Linked DNA regions of Homo sapiens: region 2 is linked to region 1. A link is an interaction called in ENCODE POLR2A ChIA-PET data of the cell type or tissue named here. Cell type or tissue: Panc1. All regions are shown on one strand. Region 1 overlaps GFM1 (G elongation factor mitochondrial 1). Region 2 overlaps SHOX2 (SHOX homeobox 2).

Region 1 (2,500 bases):
ACTCCTGACCTCAGGTGATCCGCTCGCCTCTGCCTCCCAGAGTGCTGGGATTACAGGCCTGAGCGACCAGCCCAGCCACAGAACTCTTACTCACATAATTTTCCACGTGATTGTCAGAGATTGTGTTTTAGATGTATAGCACACACCTACTGTTTCTAATAGTATCTTTGTTGTTTTTCCAAGTATACCTTTTTTTTGTTTTATATCTTATTGTATTAAACTTATGAAATGTTAGAAGGCAAAAGATACTTCCTTATTATGTAAACAACTTAAAAATTTTGTTCTAATGTAATAGCTTATTTCAAAGGAAACAGAAATGTCTTAGATTGTGATACCAAAAGGATTGATGAATAACAGCCATTTATCTTATCTGTGTTCAAAGCTAGTATTAGTTTATGACAATAAACTGAAATATGTAAGATAGATTACTAAAATTGGTAGAGAATACTTGGAGGGAGTTATGAAGCTTTCCTCAATACTTTGATTATTATGTTTCTTTTTATTCTTCCTGCCCTTACCCAATCTTGACTTCTAGGTAGGTCGATTTGGACAATTAACTTATGTTCGCAGTTATCAGGGAGAGCTAAAGAAGGGTGACACCATCTATAACACAAGGACAAGAAAGAAAGTACGGTTGCAACGGCTGGCTCGCATGCATGCCGACATGATGGAGGCAAGTACAGAGTCATTGTGAGATTAGAAATTCCTCTGATGTGGGTGAAATAGACCCTTCTTGGTATCCTGAGCCCCACTAGAAAATTAATTCTGGTTAAATATATGTTTCTAGTTTCTTTCTACTTAAATGTGTTGTAGCTCTGATCTAGCACTTTGCTATAGGATAAATTAGCAGTTGTTAACTCATTTTTTTTAATACCGCTAGTTGTGAATTAGCTATATTTTCTCAAGGGCCAAGGTTAAGGAAAGAGACAGTTCCCCAACACTCAGAATACAAGATTCAGCACTTTCCTCAAGAACTATTATTACAAAAAATGTAATAGGCATTTAAGACTGTGGAACTGTGATTCTTAAAGATAAGAGAATAATAAATTTACACAGTTTTCCACATTGTTTTATTTACCTTCTGAAATACGGCAGGCACAAAAGCCCTGTTTAACCCTAGAGCTTCTATTCCTGTTGTAGAACCCACTGCAGGACCATATTGGGGCCAGAATCCACCTGAAGATTTAAAAGCTTCAAGGGCTGATCTGGGAGATAAACTTTGACTTACGCCTTGAATTCTTGAGCTGGCTTGGAATCTGCTGTAGCCTTCTGTAGTCCTTATGGTTAGGCCTTGGAAGGAATACTGAGTGCCTGAATTTGTCCCCTACCCCCACCCTCTCCCAATCCATCTATATATTCCTGGAGAAATTTATCAGTTGAAGCAAAATCTTAACGAATTTTTTGGTAGCCATAACTTTTGTTTCTTCTAGAAGAGGAATTGTCAGTCTGAAAACCCGACAGCGTTGCTGTTTTGTGAGATAGGCAGCAGGGGGCAGGCTAAGTGATTGTCATAGCTGTTTCATGGACCAGAAGCTGGAAGATTTGTACAGCTGTGTCACCATTAAAGAAAGACATGCTTACTCACAGCCACAGCTGTTGTGAATGAACTGTCAATGTAAAACGACAAAAACTAGGAAGCTTGGAGGCACCAATGCTTTGTTCTTAGATTTCCTGTGTTTTCTTGACTGCTTGCATCTGTGAGAAATTAAAATTATTTTTAGTACAGTGGGCTCCATTCTCCTACCTTTGTTTTCAAAACTTCCTTTACAGGTTTCCTGTAAAGGAAGAGTATGTATGACAGAGTAGATCTCTGTCATACACAATCTCATTGTCTAACTGCGGCAACATATATAGTACATGCCTTTTTTTTTTTTTTTGAGATGGAGTTTTGCTCTTGTCTCCCAGGCTGGAGTGCAGTGGCGCGATCTCGGCTCACTGCAACCTCCGCCTCCTGGGTTCAAGCGACTCTGCTGCCTCAGCCTCCCTTGTAGCTGGGATTACAGGCACCCACCACCATCCCTGGCTAATTTTTTGTATTTTCAGTAGAGACAGGGTTTCACCATGTTGGACAGGCTGGTCTTGAACTCCTGACCTCAGGTGATCCACTCGCCTCGGCCTCCCAAAGTGCTGTGATTACAGGCATGAGACACCATGCCCCGCCAGTACATGCCTTTTAATTCCATAGAAATAACTTTAGAACCTTGAGGCACTGTGTTGTTAGTACTGCAGCTCCTTCAAGTAATGAGTTTTCTGTTTAAAGTAAAATCTTGTCTATTGATATATGGTTTAAATGAAGGCCTTTTAAAAATACGTCTTAGCATGGTTGATTATTGTATTGGTTCTAGCTAATTCACTATAGAATTCAAGCAGAGAGATTCTGCCACGCTTTTTTATATACAATGTGTGTACTGTACAGTTTACTTTTTAGTTACCACATCTTTATTTGTATTACTTGCAAATATAATTTTGTGTTATTTGTTTTTTTAGGATGTTGAGGAAG
Region 2 (2,500 bases), 560 kb before region 1:
AGGAACAAAGATGACTCGAACCCCATCAAATGAAACGATATTTTCATTCAATTGATCGCAAAGTGTCTTCAATTAATAACTTGGCACTTATTTAAAAGGTTTAACAGAATTGGAGGCGACACATTTTGTACTGACAACACGTCATGAGATAACATCTTTTGTTTAAAATAACTTAATACACTAGAAAAAAATATGTCAAATATAAATAATTTTGTTTTCATGGAGAACAAATAGTTACAAAGCTCAACCGCATACCAAAGTTCAGTTAGAAGAGCTTTTCCTCTTTCTTGTAAATTAGAAGGTAAAACAAAAACAAAAACAAAACCCCACAAACTTAGGCTTGCTAGCGAATTGGGATACAGACTGGCTTAGTCCAAGGTATCCCAGTTTAAATAGCTACATGAATTGAAACAAACAACCAAAAGAAAAAAAAAAACAAAAAAGAAACAAACAAACAAAAAAAAAAGGTTACTTGAATAGATACACCTTTGTGAGATAAAATGCAAATGTTGAAAGTCAGTCCACACATTATAGTCAAAATAAACTTTGTTCGTGTGTATCAACATATCTTACACAAACCTAGTGCCTGTATCTAGCTGGGTGTTATTTAAGGTGAATTTGACGGGATAGAGAGGGGGAAATAAACCACTGTCTTCAAATAGGACTTCAGGAAACCAACAAGAAGGAACACAAGAAAAGGGGAATGGTGGGAACTAATACTGATTGAGCGCCTACTGTGTCTGGCACAGCGAGGCGCTGTACCTTCATTATTTCATTTGGTGGTCTTGTTTTCTTTTTCCTTTCCCCACATATTCTGCCCACCTCTGTCTTCTTAGGACAATGAGTGTAATTTTTTCCCTTTCTGACTTTTTTCTTTTGTTCCCCAGGATCAAAGACAGGGCAAATATATATATATATATATATATATATATATATATATATATATGGCAAATATATGATATATATATATGGATATATATATATCAATTTCCAGATACTTTTGGTATTGTTTTTCATAGTGAAGATGAAAATGGAGTGAGTGCATGGGAGATAAGGGGGTGGGAGGAGACACACCATCAATGGAATACAAGTAACATGCAAACCGGAATTTACTGTCAGCAGTCCAGACAGTTTTGCCATAATAATTTCTCAGAGAAATCATTGTCTGTGGCATTTTTTTGTGTTAATATTATTTTTCTCTCTCCTCGTTTTAATATTTTCTCTTTTCTTGCTCTTCCATACATGGTGGGTTTAAACTCAAAGCATCTGATTCAACGTAAAAGGAGGCCCGCCTCTCTCATCAAATTTCTCGTGTTAACGTGAACTTCGCAGAAAAAGGTCAGTTTCAAAACCTGTGAACTTCCCAGCTGCGCACTTTTTTCATCTTAGTTTTTTAAATAAGTATACCTCTTCTTTCTGCTTTGCCTTCTTAGCGCATTTTTAAAAACACACATTTAAGTTGGTAACTCCCCCCAGTCTCTCGAGAATCGTCTGGGTTGTTTTTCCATATTTTTAAATGTATAAAATACTTTAATTTTAAAATTTGTTTTTGCTCCTTGGTTCTCCAATTTCAGCTTCTGCCAAATAGCAGTTAAGAAATAAGTTCCCTTCCTCTTTTTCTCTCCCGTTTGTCTTTCGATTTTTTTGTTTGCTCATTTTTTCATTGTTAACAAGATTTTTTTTTCTATGCAAGAGTCCATCGTTGCAGCTTTGCGGTGAGCCAAACTCCGCGGTTCCAGCACTCCCCTGTCCAGTCTCTCTCCAGACTCCCCCAAACCCGCTCCTACAAAACCCAATTCTAGGCCCTCGAGTAGGAAAACGGGCAGGAGCCACGGAGCCTGCGTGCCTCGTGAGATCCCTGGTCCTGCGTGGAGTCTGGCTTTCCGAGTCCAAGATGCGATAGGGGACGAGGGATGGTCAGTGAGGCGGGAAGAGGGCCGGCTCCCGAGGTCTCAAAGGGGTAACGGAGAAGCAGCGGGGCGCGGAGGGCGTGCAGGCTGAGTGCCGCGGGACAGGCGCGACATTGGTGCTGGCGTTGGCGTCACAGACCCAGGGCTGCGGCGTGCTTTTTGGCTTTCAGTCTGAGATCGGCGATGCTGGAGTTCTTGCTGGTGGTCTTGGCGGCTGCTGCGGCCGCCACTACCGAGGCGGCGGAAGCCGAATCCGCGGCCAGCGTGGCGAGCGGCAGTCCGAAGGGCGGTGCTGGGAACATCATGTAGGGCGCGTGCGCGGCCAGGTGCGGATGCAGGTGGTGGTGCGCGTGCGCCACAGCGCTGTCCAGCTGCAGCTGCGCCTGAACCTGAAAGGACAAGGGCGTCACGTTGCAATGACTATCCTAGGGTGACAACAGAATAGAAACAGAGCATTAACGGCGTCCAGCTTGGCCAGAGAGAGAGTTGGGTTGTGTTTGGGCACGGGGAGAGGGCATTTGGCTGTGCATCTTGTTCCGACAGTGACCTTCTCAGCCTGTTGCTGAATCTGGGGTTCCACATGGATACTC

What was found. Peaks named below come from ENCODE experiments on the same cell type or tissue, not always from the same donor. Only the 100,000 strongest peaks of a DNase experiment are listed, where the experiment ranks them.
Region 2: POLR2A ChIA-PET joins it to region 1 with 5 read pairs; 7 of 35 experiments call an interaction of 5 or more read pairs at or near these places.

The regions. Positions count from the first base shown.
Region 1 is chr3:158,658,387-158,660,886 of GRCh38, forward strand. GFM1 (G elongation factor mitochondrial 1) reads left to right here. Exons shown (of 18, transcript NM_024996.7): 9 at 536-673; 10 at 2,488-2,500. Among named protein-coding and RNA genes, the nearest start is that of LXN, 13 kb to the right of the region's middle. In Panc1, CTCF peaks have their summits at 1,470 (motif pointing right) and 1,756; a DNase peak (open chromatin) is centred at 1,515; H3K27ac peaks cover 1,438 bases.
Region 2 is chr3:158,095,986-158,098,485 of GRCh38, forward strand. SHOX2 (SHOX homeobox 2) reads right to left here. Exons shown (of 5, transcript NM_001163678.2): 5 at 1-2,299. The coding sequence ends at 2,042. Among named protein-coding and RNA genes, the nearest start is that of SHOX2, 9.2 kb to the right of the region's middle. RefSeq lists an enhancer at 2,013-2,182. In Panc1, no CTCF peak of the experiment used is centred here; no DNase peak of the experiment used is centred here; H3K4me3 peaks cover 1,053 bases; H3K27ac peaks cover 716 bases.